2 separate regions of the Homo sapiens genome follow, and region 1 is linked to region 2. A link is a loop called in an ENCODE intact Hi-C map of the cell type or tissue named here. Cell type or tissue: PC-3. All regions are shown on one strand. Each heading gives the region's core, and the rest is flanking DNA. Links, peaks and the distances in the headings are about the cores only. Region 1 holds the start of LINC02537 (long intergenic non-protein coding RNA 2537). Region 2 overlaps LINC01512 (long intergenic non-protein coding RNA 1512).

Evidence for each region. A loop is a pair of places that touch in the nucleus more often than their neighbours do. Peaks named below come from ENCODE experiments on the same cell type or tissue, not always from the same donor. Only the 100,000 strongest peaks of a DNase experiment are listed, where the experiment ranks them.
Region 1: it touches region 2 in a loop (2.9-fold over the local background); 5 of 110 quality-filtered maps call a loop at or near these places.

What each region holds. Positions count from the first base shown.
Region 1 is chr6:43,842,191-43,852,586 of GRCh38, forward strand. It overlaps LINC02537 (long intergenic non-protein coding RNA 2537), which reads right to left and starts at 10,143. Exons shown (of 4, transcript NR_149142.1): 1 at 9,987-10,143; 2 at 7,906-8,014; 3 at 6,571-6,742; 4 at 2,686-3,632. LOC105375070 (a long non-coding RNA gene) reads left to right here. Exons shown (of 3, transcript XR_007059588.1): 2 at 321-443. RefSeq lists enhancers at 8,506-9,152, 9,153-9,799, 9,800-10,396. In PC-3, for the core only: no CTCF peak of the experiment used is centred there; a DNase peak (open chromatin) is centred at 4,521.
Region 2 is chr6:43,921,054-43,931,449 of GRCh38, forward strand. All of the region lies in intron 1 of LINC01512 (long intergenic non-protein coding RNA 1512), which reads left to right. Among named protein-coding and RNA genes, the nearest start is that of LINC01512, 35 kb to the left of the region's middle. RefSeq lists enhancers at 3,417-3,476, 4,501-5,234. In PC-3, for the core only: CTCF peaks have their summits at 6,485 and 6,692; DNase peaks (open chromatin) are centred at 2,508, 6,378 and 6,858; H3K27ac peaks cover 1,293 bases.

The DNA of each region.
Region 1 (10,396 bases), core at 929-8,928, 79 kb before region 2:
TTACAAAAAGAGTTCCTACTGAGTTAATTTTAGTGGATTTTTAGTAAAGCCTTTTTAGACAACTATAACAAGGCAGAGAGGACTGTTTGAAGGCGGCAGCTTTGAGCAGGAGAGCAGGCCTGATGTGTCTCACCAATTCTTAACTTCTGTTCACCCGCAGCTTGCTCACCCCTGATCTCATGCAGGACCGGGCTGGAATGATCCTTTGTGATTCATTCTGATTTAGGGTGGCAGCCAAACTTTCTAGGACTTTTGCGGGCTCTGTGGGCTATCCTGCATCAAAGGCTCCAATGCCTCTTTCCTCTCCTCTGACCTTGCAGATCTGACAAATGCCAAGGACTTTGCCTACGCTGGATGTGTAGCCGAAGACTGTCCCAGGCTGCTCAGAGGGGCGGAAGCAAACTCGCTGCATCTCCAGAAGCCCCTCAGAGGTCAGGTTTAAGGTGAGGGTGTCCTTGAGTGAAGGTCAAATAGGTTTCTTTTCTCCTCTCTTTTTTGAGACAGGGTCTCACTCTGTTGCCCAGGCTGGAGTACGGTGGCACGATCATGGCTCACTGCAGCCTCAACCTTCTGGGCTCAAACAACCCTCCCCACCTCAGCCCCCCCAAAAACCAGGACTACAGGGATGTACGGCCACACCTAGCTAATTAAATTTTCTTTTTTTTTTTTTGTAGAGACAGGATCTCCCTATGTTGCTTAGGCTTGTCTTGAACGCCTGAGCTCAAGTGATCCTCCTGCCTTGGCCTCCCAAAATACTGGGATTATAGGCAGGAGTCACTGTGCCCGGCCAGGTTTCTGTCTTCCCCCAATTGTTTAGTAAACTTTTTTTTCCCTCTAATTAAAAAACACACTGAGAAAACTGCACAAATCATAAGTAAATATTGCAGTGATCTTTTACCTGCAACACATCATCTAGATCAAGAAATATAGCTTTGCCAGCTTCCTGTAACCCTTGCCTGGTGTCCCCTCCCAGTTGTCACTCCCATCAAAGGCAGGCATTCTTCTGCCTTCTATTCCTGACAGTTAGTGTGGCCTGACTTTGGAACGTTGTATAAATGGAATCACATTGGATGAACTTGATTGTTTCTGGTTTCTCTGGCTCACCATTTTGAAATTCACCCATGTCATGTGTGCGGTTCACTTATTCTCATTGTGGTATAGTGTCCCATTGTATGACTATGCAATTCTTAATCCATTCTACTGATAATCTTTGGGTTGTTGCTTGCTTAGGGCTGTGATGGATAATGCTGCTGTAACATTCTTATCTTTGCCTTGTGGTGTGCAAGTGTACACGTTTCTACTAAATACCTAGGAGTGAAATTACTGTGTCATAGACACTGCGAGTTTTCCAAAGTGGTTGTAGCAGCAGCATATGACAGTCCCAGCTTCTTCACGTCCTCACCAACACCATTGTCAGTGGTTTCACTTTAATATCCTGGTGGCCAAAATTACCTTTCTAAACCATAGATCCTTTGATCTCTTTCCTGCTTTGAGCTTCCTAACATTTCCCCAACATTTTAGCATGAAAACTTCTACAGAAAAGTTGAAAAAAATTTTACAGTGATCACCCATATCATCACCAAACATATAATATAATCACATCATCCACATCTTGTTATAATCACTTTTTCACATGTCTAGCTAGCTAGCCTTCCATCAGCCATCTTCTTTTTTCATTGTCAGTGCCTCTTTATGAAGGTAAAATTGACATACCAGAACATATCCTCATTTTAGGCACACATTTCATGATTTAAGTAAATTTATACAGTTGTGCAACCATCAGCATAATCTAGTTTTAGAACACTTCTGTTACCCTAAGCACGTTCTCCTCATACCGTTTGTCGTCAATCCCTACCACGGCTACCAGTCTCAGGCAGCTACTAATCTATCTGCTTTTTTTCTGTGTAATTTTGCCTTTTCCAGAAAGTCTTTATAGATAGAAGTATACAATGTATAGTCTCTTCTGTTTGGCTTCTTTCATTAGAATGGTGCTTTTGAGATTCATCTATGTTGTGGCATGTATCAGTAGGTTGTTTCTCTTTATTGATGGTTTCACCATGTTGGCGAGGCTGATCTCGAACTCCTGACCTCTGGTGATCCTCCCGCCTCGGCCTCCCAAAGTGCTGGGATTGCAGCCATGAGCCACCATGCCTGGCCTCAATAGGGGTTTAACAACAGGATCATAGTCTGGCATAGGAGAGGTTGCCCATTTATGGAGTGGTCTATTGTATGGGAAGAAGGAAGGATAGAAAGAAAGAGACAGAGAGGTAGAGACAGAGAGAGGAAGAGACAGAGAGATAGAGACAGAGATGAACTTGTTGCCTCCATATTCTCTGTCTCCAAGTCAGCAATGGGCCTCCTTCCCTTTGGGAAACTTCTTGACTGCCCGGCTCTCAGGTGCCCGTGGTACACCTTGCCAGTTAGATTCCTCCTGTGCTGACCCTTCTCTGCTCTGGGTTTGTATCTGTTTCAGGGTGACTGTCTCATTTAATCCTATAATGTTCACAAAGAGCTCAGCACGATGTCTGGCACATGGTTTAGGACTTGGGAACTGGTGGTCTTCAGTATCCATCTCCCCAGCAGCTTGCTGGGCTCTCTGAGGGCAAGAATTGTGGCTTCTATGTCCCTTCAGTGTGGCTCCAACTCCTGGGAAAGCCCCAGGCACATGGGGAGGGGGCAGGGAGGACAGTGGATGGGGTAGTGGGTCGGGGCCCTTACATAGTCAATGCGTCAGCACCCCAAACTCTGGCCCTCTGGTTAGGTCTCTATTAGGGAAATGGCCCTGGGCTGGGTCTAGGGGGGTCACTGGACCTTGGTGCCGAACCACAGCTGGGAATGCCAGCATCACTAGCAAATTCAGCATGGGCCTGGGGAACAAGGCTGCTGGGACCCCCTGCCAGTGAGGAGGACTGAGCAGCAGCCAGGCACGTTGCCTCCTCCCCACCTCCTTCTCAGCCTTATAATTCCCAAGATTCCTGTTGTTTTTCCAGACCCCAGACCTCCCTGTCTGTGCGCTTTCAGGAGTGCTGAGTGTGGGGGGCTCCCAGGCCTATGCCGATGATGCCCTCCTTCTTTTCCTTTCCAGGCTAAAATGACTTCCTCAGACCTGGATGTGTCTTCATGGCTTCGCTGTTCCTGCATGCTATGGTTGAGGGTTTCTGTTCTCTAATGCAGTGGTTCTCAAACTTGAGTGATGTATGCTCAAGTGCAGAAATCAGAGTTTTTGATCCAGCAGGTGTGGGGTGGGGCCTGAGAACCTGCATGTCTAACACATTCCCAGGCCATGTTCATGCTGCTGGGCTGGAACCACTCTTTCAGATCCAAAGCTTTGATCTCTCCTCCCGGGGCTCAGCCTGTGTCTTCTTTCCTACATGATGGGGAGCAGAGAAGGCAGGGGGCATCTTCTTCCTTCTCTGCACAAGCCCTAAAAAACACTTAGATCATAGTGACCTTGATGGTGACAGTAGGAAGTCCATATTTGAGTTGCCTTTGGCCAAAGGGCATGGCAAGACTTACAGAGGGAAGAGCAGATACAATGTCCTGTCTTCAGCACATCATAAAAATAAAAACAGATGAAAGCTGGAGAGGATGTCAGAGTAGAGTCATGCATCACCTAACGATGGGGACACATCCTGAGAAATGCATTGTTGAGCAATTTCGTCATGTGAAACATCATAGAGTACACTTACACATACCTAGATGGTCTAGCCTGCTATACACCTAGGCTATGAACACATACAGTGTGTTACTCTACTGAATACTGGAGGCAATTGTAACACAGTGGTAAGTATTTGTATGTCTAACATACAAAACATATGTAAATATAGAAAAGGTACAGTACAAATACGGTATGAATGATAAAAAATGGTACACCTATAGAGAGCACTTACCATGAATGGAGCTTGCAGGACTGGAAGTTGCTTTGGGTACGTCAGTGAGTGAGTGTGTGAGTGTGTAGGTCTGGGACATTGCTGTGCACTACTGTAGACCCTATAAACACTGTGCATTTAGGCTACACTACATTTATTTTAAACATTTCTTTTTTCAGTAATAAATTAACCATAGCTTAATACAGCTTTTTTACCCTATAAACTTAAAAAAATCTTAAAAACTTTTTGACTCTTTTGTGAACACAGCTTAAAACACAAACGCATGGTACAGCTCTACAAAAATATTTTCTTTTTTACGTCCTTATTCTATAAGCTGTTTTCTGTTTTTAAATTTAAATTTTTTTTTGTGAAAAACGAAGACACAAACATATACGGTAGCCTAGGCCTATTTGAGGTCAGGATCATTAACATCCACTGCCTTCCACCTCCACATCTTCTGCACTGGAAGGTCTTCAGGGGCAGTAACAGGCATGGAGCTGTCATCTCCTATGACAACAATGCCTTCTTCCGGATACCTTCTGACGGGCCTGCCTGAGGCTGTTTTACAGTTAACATAAAAGTGTAAGGAGTATACTCTAAAATAACAATAAAAAGTATAGTAAATACATAAACCAGTATCATAGTGGTTTACGATCATTATCAAGTATTATGTACTGTACATCACTGTATATGCTGTACTTTTATGTGGCTGGTAATGCAGTAGGTTTGTTTATACCAGCATCACCACAAACATGAGTAATGCATTGCACTACAATGTCACTAGGCGCTAGGAATTTTTCAGCTCCATTATCATCTTACGGGACCACCGTTATATGTGCAGTTTATCGTTGGCTGAAACATCATTATGCGGTACATGACTGTATAAAACTAAATAGGTAGTTTCATGAGAGAAATAATCAGAAGTTACTACGCTGTTTTAACTGAGCATCAGTAATAACGTTAATTTTGATTTTGGAAGTAACCCATGTAAAAAGAACTCTGCAAATTACATAGGTCAGACGAGATAGTAAATGTAGCTTTTCTGGCAGTGTTCTAGAATGTTTATTCAGATTCAGCTCAATCTTGTGGTCAAGCTGGGTCTGACAAAAGGTCCTTAAGAGTTCTTTAACACACTCTACCCTCAAACCTATCCTATGAGGTAGACATTGTCATTCTCATTTTACAGATGAAGAAACAGGCTTAGCAGTTGTATGGTGGATCCTGGATTCCAACAATCTTTTTACTCCAACTCAGACTTTGGAACCTGAAGTGAGGTGTTTTTTGTTTTTTTGTTTTTTTAACACAACACCACAGGTGAATGCTAATTAAGATTCCCCTGAACAATTTCTAGCCAAATCGCAGACACATGAGGCTGGATGAAGGCTAGGGCAAGCTCTTCTCTTGCTTGGGGTGTGAACTCCATTGACTTTAGCTTGCCCTGCAAGGAAAAGTCCAGCATATGTACCATCAGAAATGACAGATTTGGAAACAGAGTCCTATACAGACTTATCTGAGCTTTAGACAGGCAAGATTGATCAGGGTAGCAGATCTACTGTGATCACTTTTAGTTGTTCTTCAGCATCTGGCAAAGTGTGTGTTTAAACAAGCCAGGTATGCTGCTTGCTGCTTGCTGCTTGCTCTGAGAGATTAGGGATAGTGCTGCATCCAGCTGGGCCACCCTCAGCCCACCCTGGGCCAGATGGGTATTAAGTAAGGGAAGCATCTGCATCATGTGAGTGTTTACAGATGCCATATGAATAGACCCCATTGGAAACCAACTGAGCCACAGACGGTGCACCATGGCCTCCTGGAACTGTCACTGGGTCCCAGATTTGTGGTCTGGGTATCATTCCAGTGGAAGTTTATTGCTCCATAAAGAATTTAGGCAGGAAGTAAGATAGATCGTGGATTAGATAGTGACCTTTTGAGTTGGAATGGATGAGTGCTGCTCATGGTAGGGATGAGAATGAAGAAGGAGGAGGAAGGTGGGGGCGGATGGGGTTTTGATGATTGGAGGTGACAGAGGATGGTGACAGCAGTGGTTGGGGGGATGGTGGTATAGGAGATGGACGTTGTAGGAAGCTGGTTATTGGGATGATGGGCTGAGTAGCTCAGGGAACCAGCTGGAAAGTCCAAAGCCAGGGATAGGAATTTGATCATGGTTGGGGGTGGCTAGGGAGGTGAGAGGGTTGCTTGGGGGAGGCATTGCTTTCTGATCACCCGCTCCTGCTTCCAAAGGTGCCTGTTGAGGGTATTTACCAAACTTGCCCCAACAGCCCAGCTGGGAGGTCCTTCCTGGCTGAGATTTAGCAAACCTGTTTCCCTAGGAGGCCTCTCTTACCACAACAGACAGATGGGTGCTGATGTCAGCAGCAGTGCAAAGCTGTAAGTCAGCACTAATGGGGGTGGTACCTGAGGGCCAATGAGAGAGAGAGCTCTGCCCAGCTTGGCCTCCTCTGAGACCCACCCCAATGGGAAGACAAGGTAAGAAGCCCATCCTGGGCTTCCTGGCCAGGTTCCTGGAATAGGTGGCAGGTTCATGGTGGGTGACTGGGGCTCAAATTTGGCATCTCTGGGACACGGGAATTGGAAGGGCTTGTCATGGGCCATCTGGTTTAAGCCTATGCAGAGAAAAGAAAGGCATTAGGATTCCCATTACCTAGATGAGGAAACTGAGGCCTTGGGAGGGGGAGAGTTGTACCTAAGGTTAGCTGGAGAAGCAGCAGCAGAATCAGGCTCAGAACTTCTGTAAGAGCACCTCCATTTGTGTACAAGGGTGGGAGTATGGGGCAGTGAGCTCACCAGGACAGGAATCAGCAGACCTAGGCAGGCTGTTTCCTCTTCTGCAAAATGGGAGTGCCAAAAAGTTGCTCCTAGGGTGTGGAGAGGATTAGACGAGATGGGCATAAGTAAAGCACCCTATGAACATTAATTTCCTTTTCCCCACAGATCATTTGTCCTGGGTGGGAGTCTTCAGTGCACCTCAGTGTGTGTTTGTGTGTGCATGAGTGAGTATGCTGTGTGTGTGAAAGCATGCACAAGCCCCTCCGTGTGTATGTGTTAGTATGTATGTGAGTGTGTGATTTGCAAATCCTGACCAGGCGGCCATTGTGAGGGGAAGTGGCAATGTTTACCGACCTTGGGAGGTATTAGAGGTTGGAGCCTCTAGGATTGGCCTGGCATGGGCTGAGGTGGCGGGACTGGAGTTGGAGGTGCTCTGGATCCCCCAGGCTTCTGTAAACCCTGAAAGCTGCTGCTCTGGACACTAACAGGGCAGGGCAGGGTCACGCAGCTCCTGTTAGGGGCTTAGGCAAAGTCATCAAGTGACTCGGAGTAGGTCTTTAGGAGGTCCCCCTGGGCATTTGTTGGGGAGTCCAGCCAGGGGTGTCTGAGCAGAGATGAGGGAATGGGCTGGAGGGCACCAGGGAGAGGAGAAGAAGCAGGGCTCCTCTCTCTGCCTCTTCAGGGCAAAGAATTCTGCTTTCTTTGTAGCTGGAGGTGACCTCAACTTCCTCCCCTTGCTCTGGGAAGAGGCCTGAATATAAGTCAAGTCATTTGTGCTAATCGTTGACATTTTTGAGACGTGCCTTCCCTGGGAGTTTGGGGGCCTAGTATGCAAATCTATGCACATTATGTGACATCAACAGAAAAATTGGAACCTCAGGGAATTGCTGGAGCAGAGAGGTTCTCCTTCAGAACTGCTTCTAAGCTGCCTATAATTCCCCCCATTAAATTCACAGAGGCAAAATGTGTTAGATCCTGGAGGGTCAAGACTGAGGCCAGATCACAATGGCCTTTCAGTCCACGGTCTCACTTTACAGATGAGGAAAGTGAGGCCCAGAGGGGAGGCATGACTTGCTTGAGATTATACAGTCAGTGGCAATGCTGGGGTCAGACCTGGCCCAGGATCATCCAGATTCATTTTTTGACTTAATATGCACAACACACACACACACACGCACACAGACACACACACACACAGCCTATCCTTCGCACAGTACCCACAGCTTTATTTTGCTTCACAGCAGTACCTGACCTTGCATGTTTACATTTCCTTCTCCTTCTGCCTGACCAGAATAAAGCTCCATAGGGGTGAGAAGTGTGCTTGTTTTTTCATGTTGTATTCACTGTCGTATCGTCAGCATCTAAAACACAGAATGGTGGGATTCATTCATTCATTTGCTGGTCGCCTCTCTGATGTGCCCTCTCCATTCCAGACCCTGGTGAAACAGAAAGGTGTCAGACCTGGCCCCTAGACCCTGGCTCAGGTGGCTTCAGGCCCTTTCTTCTGGGCCCCAGTTGCCTGGGGGGTGGGAGGGATCCCCTCACCCAGGTCCCACTGGCGCTGACTCTGGAAGCTCACCCCAGGGGAGGAGAAGCTAGGGATGAGAATTAAGAGTCCTCTCCAAGGAACTCCCAGAGCAGAATCAGGGAAGCCCCCACGGCACTGAGGAGAGTGGGAGTGTGAACACAGTAGCTTGTGACCAGGGAGGTGGCAGTGGGGAGGAAGGTAGAAGCTCATTTGGGAGGCAGGGTGTGGGGACTTGGAGGGGAATCCTAGGAGGAGAGGGTGAACGAGTACTGTGGAGGCTCTGGGCACTGGGTGTCTAGGGCAGGCTGTGCAGGTGGGGCTGACAGAGAAAGAACACTGCCATTTATTGACATTTGGGGTAGGCTGCAGAGTGGGGGCTGGTGTAGAGAGGCAAAAGGCCAGACTCCAGTCCCTGCACTTCATATGGGCAGAGTGGCGAGGCGTTACATAAGCCCCAAAAAGAGCTTTGGTCGAAGGCTTAATTTTCTCATCTGTAAAGTGGGGATGATAACATGAACCTGGGCATGGGGGCCTCGTGTCAGGAGGGAGGTGAGTCTCATATGAAGTAATCTGTCTGAACACCCTCAGCCCACTGCTGGACCCCCAAACATGAGCTGGCCTGTCTTCCCAGTCCTTTCTCCCTTTTCCCAGGGTACATTCTCTGGGAAGTGGGGCCCTGTGGCTGCTGCCCTGTGGAGGGGCCAGTCCCCATCCTCTCTGCTCCCCAGCCCCTGTATGTTCATTTGCCCAAGAGGTCACCCAGTTTCCTCTGTCCTAGTTGACCAGAACCCTCTGGACTCTGTGGGTGCTACGGGTTTTCTGGCCTGGACCCACGCCTCCGCCTCGCTGGGGGCTATGAGCAAGAGAGCAGCAGACCAGATTTTGCAAGCCTGAAATAGTTTATGGCCAGGCTGAGGCCGGGAGGAAGGAGGGCATGGCCCCAGGAATGCAGGAGGAATGCCTGGGAGGCCCGTTCCGTCCCCCACCCATCCTCAACTCCCCAGGGGGAAGGAGTACAGGCCTCAGGATTACCGGGCACTGGGCAGAGAGAGGGAAATGGTCTGGGCCCTGAGCATTCCTGGGGCTGGGGTGGTCGCAGGGCCAGTGAACGGGTGTGTATGTGGGGTGGTCTTCCTGCAGACAGGAGTATCATCTCCTCCAAGGAGGCCACCTGGATTAGACTTCTCTGTCTACTCCATTCAGTCTTTCCTACTTACTTGCCTGTAGCACCAAGGATACATATCTTCATTGCTGTGTGCTTGAGAGCAGTGGGGGTTGTTTTTCTACTTGATGCAGGGCCTCTCTGTCTCCACTGTCAAACTGGGAGCTCCCTGAGGTCAGGGTTTGTGTTTTCCTTTCAGATTGAGAATTCCTTAAGGATTGAGGCTATGAATCTCCCATAGAGTAGAAGCCCACACATGCTTCCCATGCCAGAATGGGGTGGAACTGGAACGACAAGATGCAGTCTTCACCCCCATTCCTTTAGACCCAAGATGGGATCTCCTTCAATCCTGGCTGGAAAGTGGGATAGCGTTCGGAGGGCCAGTTGAGTCCTGTGGACCAGACAGCGGCCTATGAACAGCATTGGCCCTCCCATTTCCAACCATGTGAACACCTGCGGCCCCTATGTGGAGGCCAGAGGAAGGCAGGCCCCCGTTACCCATCTGGACAGTCCACTTGGCCCTGCTGGTATCATACCTTGGGCTTGCCCCCTCTGTATGTGGCCTGGGGTCTATTCCAGGAAGGGGTGGGCAGCAGAGGGTTGAGAGTGGACAGGCCACAGTGCTCCAGGCTGTTAATGATACCTGCATTTTCCTGGGCCCTATGGCCAGGCCGTCACCTTCCCTTTCATGTTTGGCTCTGTCTCAGTGAGCCAGTAGGTGAGGTGGGGGCTAGGAGGGAGCCCCAGGGTAGGGGCAGCCAGGCAGGCACAGAAGGAGGCAGATGATTGGTGCCTGGCCAAAGTCACAAGGTTCTAGCACCCTCCATTTCCATCAATGCCCCAGCTCTATTATGGAAGACACAAGTTGCCAAAACTCCGGCAACTCTGGCTGGTCACACCCTGTCCTTTTGTGGACACAGCTCTCTGGCCTCCATGGGCAGGACATCTATTTCCAATTCCCGCATGCACTCCTAGACCAGCCTCATTTAGGTCAGTCTGTGGTCAGGGTCATGGACAATCTCTGCAGGGTTGGGCCAGTCTGTGGTTAGAATT
Region 2 (10,396 bases), core at 1,525-9,524:
CAATTAATGGTGGTGACTATTAGCTGAAGATCTGAGGGACACGAACAGATCAATCAGGATGACCTGAGTTGGGCTGTGTAGGCGACAGGAGAGATGAGGCGTCGCTGACTGAGTGGCACAGGAAGGCCCATCCTGCAGGTGCTCAGTGTGTGAATGGGCAGGAAAAGGCAAGGGGCCACTCCAGGTATGGGAATTGTAAGAGCAAACACAGGACGCTGGGCTGAGCAACATGTCGAGGCTGGAGGGGAGGGAGCCCGGGGAGAGGGGCAGAAAGGAAGCCTGGAAGGGCCAGGGAGAAGGCACAGAGGCGGGCAGGGCTTCCATGCCCTGAGAGTAAATCCCTCTAGCATTTATTAGCCTTGGTGAGCTCTTTGGTGACCCTGGTACCTTTAAAAAAATAAACAGCAGGTGATGGGACTTCTGGGGGAAGAAAATAGACCAAAGCTAGGATGTGTACCAGGACAGAGAAGGGCCCTGCCCTGAAATGAGGCCGGGAGGGTACTCAGCCTTTTGGGAGGCCTGACTAGCCATGGCCTCCCTTAGGGTCTTTGCCCTCCAGTGCAGCCTGTTCCCAGAGGTTACCTGAGGCCCTGAGCCTTCGGTGGGTCTAGTTCACCCTTGGAAGCAAGGAGGGGCTCCTGGGGCCCAGAGACTGGCCTCCACTCTTGGACTGGGCAGGAATGGGCCTCCGTCTTCAGACCTGAGGCTCCCGAGGGCAGAGGCTGGTTCTCCCCATGGACCCGGGGGGTCCCGGGAGTAGGGTTGGGTCTTCCACCTCAGCTTCTCCCTCAGGATCCCACACGGAGATCTGCCCCAGTGCACCCTTGGGATGTAGTGACAGAAACTCCTGCTTACTTAAAAAAGGGTCCTCTGCAAACTGTGCCGAAGAACAAGGGCCAAAATAAAACAAAGAGGGGATTTCGTTGTTCTTCTCCTTACCGTAAGTTCAAAACACATTTTTCTGGCCTGTGAGAAGATGCTTCTCCTGGGCCAATACTGGGCCCCTGGGTTGGGTGGCAGTGGGACGGTGCCAAGGATCGGGCTCTTGCCAAAATAAATCGATCTCCTAACCTTTGCAGACAGCAGAGGTGGGGCAGGTCGACCCACTCCCACATGGCAGGGTCTTCCTGGGGTCACCAGGCTGTGGCCATCGTAAATAGTTTAACTGTGTTTATGTAGCAGTAACATGCGTGTTACCTTTCACAGTGATCACATTCCAGACGGCAGTCTTGGGTGATTTACCTTGCCATGCGCGGCCGCCAGTCCCTGCAGTGAGTGGGTGGCCTCTGGGGCCCAGCTTCGCTGTCCCAAGAGGACTGTTTTTAAAGAGCTGCCTGGCATGAGAGACTTTATACCCCCACCTTGCCATGCCCCACCACAGGTATGTTCCAAATCTGGGGATTCCTCAGCAGGCTCCTCAGTGCCCTCTGAGGAGTCTGAGGGGAACTACTGGGGCCACAGTGTCCCCTCCCCACCCCTTCTTGCCTCCCTGGCTAGGGCAGCCGGTGTTTGGAACTTGTCCATCATGTTTATGGTGATGGATGGACATAGGCTCCAGCACTGCTTCCAGTACTCGTCCTGGTGTCTGTTGCAGCAGCAGCCCCCAGCCAAGAGAAAATAACAAACAACCTTTTGGAGTCCTTACTAGGTACCAGGCACTGTTTTGTATACCTTATAAAAGGAGTGCTGTCATGAGCCCCTTTTACAGACAACAAAACTGAGGCGTGGTGAGTCTGCATAAGTCATCTAAGGACACACTATGAGTGAGGCGCAGGTCCAGACTTCACAAGGCAGCCTGCACTCCCAGCATCACGACTCTCCTCTCTCCCTGGCCAGGCCACGAGCGCTGCCTGCGCAGGGCTGGCCCATGGAGGGGGCAGGGCAACCAGCTGGGAGATGGAGTCCAGGAAGCAGAGGATGTCCGGGCATCTGTGGCACACTCCCACATACATGTGCCCCTGTGCATGCAGGCACATGGCACATACCTGGTGGGAATGGGCACCTCTCACACAAATATGCATGTGTGTGTACATCTCCTGTACCTGCCCCACCCACATGCGTGCACGTCCTATCTATCTAAGCGCCTGCACACATACATGAGCACGTGGATACATACGCATGTACGCCTATCCATGAGGTCACCCTATACATGTACATTCCCCAGGCACCTTCCCACACTCAGACACACAAACGTCCCACACTGCACACACCCAAACCCTTGTGTGGATGGAGCATGTCTTGCTACCTTGCTTACCAGGAGCATACTGCACTTCCTTTCCTTGACCCCCAAACTCGGGGTCAGTCCTAGGACAAGCAAAGCAGAGTGGGTGCTCTCTCATGATTACATGTATTCACTCAACCAGTATTTCCCGAGTGCCCACTGTATGCAGGGCCTTATGCTGGGTACTGTAGTGAAAGACTTAAATTGAGGCTCGGCCCAGCCCCTTAAGAGTGCCATGTGTGGGGCAGAGAGGGCCATGAGTCAGTGAGTACAGTCATCCCCACTGCCAAAAGTTGGCCTGGGGATGCAGGCTCCCAGCAGGCTCCAAGCTCCTCTCTGCTGATGGTGTACCCGCCTCTGGAGGCCCAGCTCCCTGCCTAGTTCTGGGTACCTGCAGACGTGGGCTCTCTTGCAGGTTTGAGGTCTGGGAGTGGCCCAGCCAGGGACTCTGGATGCCTTTGGGAGGGCTCCGGTCCCTTCCCCGACATACTCACCATGGAAGCAACCACGTAGTGTCCCTGGGCAGCCGGGTGGGTGTGAGTCACCGGGCAGGCCAAACCCCAAATGCCTGCCATCCCTTTGGATCATTGTGTATTTATTAAGCACTCCCTGTATACCCAGCACCTGCCAACATAGCAGTGTCCAGGCCTGGCTTGTCCACACTCCCACACAGAGGGGAACAGCCCAAGCCTTCTTGCTGCGCAGCCCCTCTGCCAGCCCTGCCATGCTCCACACAATGGGTTACATGGGCCTTGCCCAGGCGGGGAGGGGGCCAGACCTTTTGTATGGCGCCTTCTACTACCCAAATGCCATGCCACAAACCCTTAAACTGGGAGCTGGGTAAATGACCCTGGCCAAGAATGGCTTCATGGACACGAAACCTGAACGGCCCACACTTAGAAAGACCCTGTGCTTGGCTTAACACTCTGCTGTTGCCGTCTTGAAATTCTTAACAGTTTTTGAACAAGGGCCCCACAAATTATGTAGCTGGTTCTGCCACTGGCTGAGGCTTTCTGTGGGTGATTGGCACAGCCCTGCCCCCACCCCACTTCCTGCCGCCTGCATGCCCCTCCGCAGCCCTGCCTCTGCCAGCTCGGCCTCCTGCCCTGGGCTGGCCCAGACTGCTGAGATGTGGGCGGCTGTGGTTTCCCAGAGCCCGCAGTGCAGCCGCAGTGTTTGAAGATGCTCTTCAGTGGTGTCTTCAGACGGTGTTCCTTCTGTCGCCCAGCCTGTGGTCGCCCTGGCCGGCTCCCACCCCGTGGTCACCTGCCTGCTGTTGCCAGAGCATGAGAAGCCCGGGAAGGAGGACTTCAGCTTATACTCAGCTTCTGGCTTAGAGCCCACATATAGACTGCTCATCCCAGCCCCATCCTAAGGCACATCATTGCTAAGCTCTCTGAACCTCAGTTGCCTCAGCTGTAACATGGGGATTCAGAAGTCCTCCCAGCAGTGTTGGTGGGAGGATTCCTGGTAACATATAGGAAGCACCTGGTAACAAGCCTGGCACAGAGTGGGTGCCTGGAGAGCATTTAGTTTTAGCTGCTCGTTAATTCACCATTTACTGAGTGCCTACTAGAAGCCGAGCCAGAAAAGATAGCTTTTACTGAAGGAGCTCACAGTCTCGGCGGGGCAGGGGGTCAGTGGGGGTGGCTGTAAGCAGAAGCGTAAGAAGCTCAACTGGAATGGAGTGCAAGCCCAAGTGGGGAAACCAAGGCCCAGGGAGGGGATGTGACTTGCCTACACCAGGACCCAGGAGTCTTGTTTCTCTGCCCACCGGACGCCCCATACACAAACTCTGCCATGTCCCGGGATTGTGGTTAACACCGTGTGCTGTGTTAACAGGTCCAGGCTCAGTCTTCAGGGCACGAGTTGGGGTCTTCTTGATGGGTTGTGGCACCCACTGTTTGGACATCATGCATGCTTCTTCTTATTATTGTGTATTTATTTATTTGTTTATTTGTTTCTTGATCCAGGGTCTTGCTCTGTCGCCCAGGCTGGAGTGCAGTGGCACCATCTCGACTTACTGCAACCTCTGCCTCCCGTAGCCCAAGTGATCCTCCCACCTCAGCGTCTCGAGTAGCTGGGACTACAGGCTCGCACCACCATGCCTGGCTAATTTTTTGTAGAGATGAGGTTTTGCCGTGCTGCCCAGGCTGGTCTCGAACTCCTGGGCTCAAGAGATCTGCCTGCCTCAGCCTCCCAAAGTGCTGGGATTATAGGCGTGAGCCACTGCGTCCGGCCTGTGTATCTATTAAGCACCTCCTGTATACCCAGCACCTGCAAAGCCTTGGGACACACAACAGCAACCCTTCAGGGAAGATCCCAAGCCAGGTGCCTGTCTTTTGCCTCCTTGGATCAGTGACGAAGAGGTCAGCGTCACTCCATTTCTGGGTGTGATGGTCCTGGGCACTGCTGAGTAAGTCTGAGGAAAGGGACAACAGCTGCAGGCCCTCCACACTCAGCTCATCACCATTCTACTGCTCAGGCCCTCATCTGCCTGATTCTTGGGGTCACTTGTTTTCCAGGGCCTAACCCCATTCTGAACTAGTTTTGGTGAGGACAGTGAGGATGTGGGAATAGGCTAATTGAAAGCATGAAGTTGAAATGAGGAGCCAGTGCTGAAGGGAGATCTTGGGCTGCCACTGAGGGAGTTTGAGCAGGATAGTGGCATGACCAGCTCTATCTTCTTTTTTTTTTTTTTTGAGATGGAGTCTCACTCTGTTGCCCAGGCTAGAGTGCAGTGGCACGATCTCGGCTCACCACAACCTCCACCTCCTGGGTTCAAGTGATTCTTCTGCCTCAGCTTCCTGAGTAGCTGGGATTAAAGGCGTGCGCCACCACACCCGGCTCATTTTGTATTTTTAGTACAGATGGGGTTTCTCCATGTTGGTCAGGCTGGTCTCGACTCCCGACCTCAGGTGATCCACCTGCCTCGGTCTCCCAAAGTGCTGGGATTACAGGCGTGAGCCACCGTGCCCGGCCTGACCAGCTCTATCTTTAAAAGATCACTCCACTGTGATGTGGAGAAGGGGTTGCAGGGCAATGGTGGACACAGGAAGGGCTGATAAGAAGCAACTGTGATAGTCCAGACACCTGCCTCTGGGAGCCTAAAACACTCCACATAGGTGGGAAGGCTTCAAAAGAGGCCTGGGGATGAAGCTGTTGCCCTCCAGCCTGCCGCGCTTCCCGGGGACCTGCAAACGTCCATCCTTTCCTCGGTCGATTCCTCGTCCAGCCTGTGGTCCTTGGGGCTCTGATTTATTCAGCTTGGGAACCAGGCAGCGAGTCTCATGTCTGCCCCAGGCCTCAAAATAGATTATTTTTTTTATTAGCTGTCCCTTGTTAACTCATAATTGCAATCATGTAACATTTAATAGAGGCACAAAGCGATCCCCATCACTGCTCCACAATCATTCATTAGCTAACAAGACAGAGCAGCTCATAAAAAAAAAGCCGTTAAAAAAATTCCGGGGAAATGGAAAGCAGGAGGTGATGCAAGCCCTGGTTAACAAAGGCTGAGGGTTGGGGGGAGGCATGAGAGGGTGTGAGTGGAATAACCCAAGCCTGATAAGCCACAAAGCAGCGCCTGCTGCTCCCTCCTCCCTCTGCCGCCTGAGTCAGAGAAGCCGGGATGTGTTCAAAATCAAGCAATGTAATTAGCAGGTTGCATCATGCCTCTCGATTATAAATTACAATGGCCACAAAGAGGGTGGATGGAGGAGCAGGGATTAGATGGGGTAACCCAATCCCAGTGCCGGGAAGGGGGACAGAGGGCCCGGGAGCTGCCCCCCGCCACTAGGAGCCACTCGGAGTGGCCTCTGTCTACTGTGTCTAGGGACAGCAACAAGGCCTACTCAATACCTGCTTTGTGTAGCCTGGGATAATGATTTACAAACTCAAGGAAATCAGGAGGTGTGAAAAGAAGATAGCCCTCTTAACCCAGCCATTGTCTACCCTCTGCTGGAATGTCCCTCAGCTCCACCCACCTGGTGCACCTGTGCACACGGATGCTGTTTGAGGATGGTCCACGTGAGGAGCCCTCATAGGGGCTGGACTGATAAGATCTAAAAGGGTTGCTGGGCTCGAGGTGTGGCGACACAGTCAGGGATGATTGAGACTCGGCAAACAGGAATACACCTGAGTGATTCCCTGAGCCGTCTCTGTAGTAGGGGAGGATGGGAGCTTGGGCTGATGACAGAGCAAGCTGTCTCCTAGGAGTTGAAGACCTGGTTCCATCCCAAACTTTGCCACTGGGAGGCTGTAGGAGCCTGGCAAGCCATTTCTCCTCTCTGGGCCTCAGCTTCCCCCCTACAACCCAACTGCTGGCTATATGACCCAGGCAAGTTATTTTCCATCTCTGTGTCTCTACTTCCCCACCAGGCCTTGCTACAACTGGTCATGTGACCTGAGACCAGCTCCCCCTCCGCATCCTCAGTTTCTCCATTTACAAGGAGGAAAGTTATCCAGACAATCTTTAAAGTTCAGCTGGGGCCTTCTCTTAGTCTAAGGTGAACTCTGTTTTTCCAAAGACTAACCAACTAGCCAGCTCACCTGGTACCTTGGAGACCAGGGAAATGGGCCTGGCAACCCTGCCCTCTAGCCATCTGCATGAATCAGAGCCCGGTGAAGCAGAGGGGAAGTCAGTCTCAGGCAAATCAAGTCACTGGTGGCACTGCTCCCCGTGAGCCCGTGTAGACACACCCTTTACTTCCTCCTGGTGGAAGATTTGGCCTTTCAGTTTAGCCTTTGCAAACAGCATTTACTTGACAATGTTTTCTTAGCAGCCCTATTCTTGTACACAGGAAATAATCCCATTAACTTTATTATCTCTGCAAAGAAAGGACAAGGATATAGATTTGCCCTTAAGTTCAATGAACTCAGTTCTCTCTTGAAAGGAAAAGCACAGAACTGAGGCAATTGCCTTGTAGGAAGCTTTCTTTGGGTAAGACCTGGCTCTAGTGGAGAGATATTGCAGCTGCCTTTTGAACTGTGGCCCTCAGCTGCTCTGGGGCCCCCAAATCTTCTCTCTGGGCCTCACTTTCATCCCCATCACCACCTCCTCACACCTACATTCTGTTGACTGAGGGACTGGACCAAACTGATGGAGAGAAGTAGGTATTCTCAACAAGCAAGGAGAGGCAGAGGCGATCGGGAGGGAATCCCGACTAGCACTGCCTTCGCTCAGACCCCAGCATTACTCCCTTGGACTACTGTAGAGACCTCCAGTCTTGGCCCCTCAGATCTCTTTGCTCCTTTGCAGCCACAGGACCTTGCTAAAAATTGTGGCTGATCACACTCTTCCCCTGCTTGAACCCCATCAAAGGCACCCCTGTCCAAAAGTCCCAGGGCCTAGTAGGCTCCACAGGCTCCCCAAGCCTGGGCCGTGCTTTTTTCTCCAGCCACTTCCTTCTACTTGCAGCCCAAGCTACCCTGAATCATTGGTCCTTTCCAGCAAACCCCAGGCTATTTCATACCTCCACACCTTTGAGCGAGCTGTTCCCATTGCCCGGACTGCCCTTCCCCTTGTTCACCTGGCCAACTTAGGTTCAGTCTTAGGGGCCGGGCACGGTGGCTCACACCTGTAATCCCAGCACTTTGGGAGGCCAAGGCTGGTGGATCACTTGAGATCAGGAGTTTGAGACCAGCCTGACCAACATGGTGAAACCACGTCTCTACTAAAAATACAAAAACTAGCCGAGTGTGGTGGTGGGCTCCTGCAATCCCAGCTACTCAGGAGGCTGAGGCAGGAGAATCGCTTGAACCCGGGAGGTGGAGGTTGCAGTGAGCCGAGATCGCGCCATTGCACATGGAGGGCAACATGAGCAAAACTCCGTCTCAAAAAAACGAAAAACAAAAAACAACAACAAAAAACAAAACAAAAAGAAAAAACTAAAAGATGCAGCCTAGGAACCTTGCTTTAGTATTAGTATCCCCTCCTCCCAGAACCCCTTCTCCAGGCAGCTCTTCTGTGCCTTCCAACATGAGCAAGCTCTAGCCCAGCAAGTCCTTATGTGCCATGTCCCCCGGAGTCCATGAGCTCCCTGGGGAGGAACTGAGCATCCCATAGTCAAACCCTCACAAACATCTTCTGTGTTGAACTGCTGCCTTTTCCTACAGCAAGCAAGAGGCAGATGTAGCCTGAGGCCTAGGGCTTGGGGTGAAGTCTGGAAAAGTTGCTCATCCATTCATTCACTTATTCATTTGTGTCATCTGAATACATGTAGTGAGGGGAGGGGGCAGGGATGAGCAGGCTGGGAAGGGAAGGACCAGACCTATCAGCTTCGTATACCACCCTGAAGGCACTTATAGGCTCCATGGAAGTCCCTGGCCCTTGGGTGGGTTGGGAGAATATCCCAGAAGCCAGCTCCCAGTGCAAGTTGGCCTCCAGGGTGGACAGACTGCCAGAGCTGGGCTGACGGTGGCACTGGGGGCTGCCTTGTGTGTTTTAGCCCAGCAGGGCCTGCACCTTGCCGACAGCGATCTCCCAGCTGCCTCAGTACAATCAACAGAAGCTGAGTGTGAGGAGGTGGCAGAGAGGGAGCCATGTGAGGCATGTTTTCACGTGTCAGGAGCTCTCAGCATGTCCCCTGTTGGTGAGGGGGCTGTCCTTGTGTCTGCATCACTAAGGAGGTGACCACTTTGCTCTCGTGTCAGGGTGACATTAGATCCCTAAGTTGTGACCTCACTCAGGTATCCGTCCTTGAGTCCCATCTGCCTCTGAGTTAAGAGCCAAAATAACAGCAGAGACATGGCTGCCTGAATACCCTTCTCAGCAATGGCGAGACACAGAACAAGCATGGCTGTCCCATTGGATGGAACAGGAGACCGGGACTCAGGGATATGGACACAGCTACCTGAGGTCACACAGCTCATGTGGGCCTCCTATAGCCTGTGAGGTACACCTTTCCTTCTTCCACCACCCTTAGGGGTGGAGCTGTGCCCCATATTTGGCCTTTACCACATCCCAATGTAGGTGAAAATGTGAATGACAATAATAACTGCATATAGTAGATGCCTACTTTGTACCTGGCACAACTTAAGTACTTTCTTCTCATTCATTCAATCAATAATATTTATTGAGTGCCAGGCACTTTTCTAGGTGCTGAGGATATGGCAGTAAGCAAGGCAAAGTCCCTGCACTCAGGGAGCTCCCATTTTAGTGGGAGACACAGACAATAAACCAAGAAGTGAGTACACAGAAAATAGGCAGGCCGAGGTGCGAGGATGGCTTGAGTCTAGGAGTTCAATGCCAGCCTGGGCAACATAGGGAGACCCCATCCCTACAAAAAATCAAGAAATTAGCTGGGCATGGTGGCACACACCTGTCATCTCAGCTACTCAGGAGGCTGAGGTGGAAGGATCGCTTAAGCTCGGGAGGTTGAGGGAGGAGTGAGCCATGTTCGTGCCACTGCACTTCAGCCTGGGCGACAGAGGGAGGCCCTGTCTCAACAACAACAACAACAACAACAAAACAACAAAACAGAGAAGAAAAGAAAATAGGTGAGGTGGTAAAAAGTAAGTGAAGAGAAAGGGTGGAGAGCGGAAAGCCTCTGATTCAGTGACATTTGGGCAGGCCCCTGAAGGAGACATGGGAGGGGGCATAGGACTATTTGGAGGACAAAAATGACAGGCAGAGGGAATAGTAATTGCAAAAGCCTTGGGACAGGAACGTGCTTGCTGAGTTCAAGGACAGCCAGAGAGCTGCTGTGGCTGGAGCACAGTGAGGAAGGAGCAGAGTGGCACAGTGTAGAAGATGAGGCCTGTGCCAGTCATAGGCCAACTCATTTGACATTACAGCAATGCTGAGTACCAGGCACTCTTGTTATTCTCTAGCTAATGAGGAAATTGAGATACAGAGAAAAGTAATCCACCCAAGGTCACACTCCAGGCATGTGGTTCTATGTTAGCGATTTGGGAGCATCCTTCTTGGCCCAGAGCACTGGTTCCCAGTCCCAGGTATGGATTAGAATCACCCGGGGAACTTACAAAGAATCCAGATGACCAAGTTTCAAATTCTGACAAGCTGCCTAGGTGATTTTGACAGAATCTTTATGACACCAGCTTTGGTGACCCACTGGGGAATGGCTGTAGACAGGCGAGGTTGGAAGAGCAAGCACTTGGCCAGGAGCCTAACTCTAGCTCTGCTCTGATCTCTGAGCCACTGCATTCGCCAGT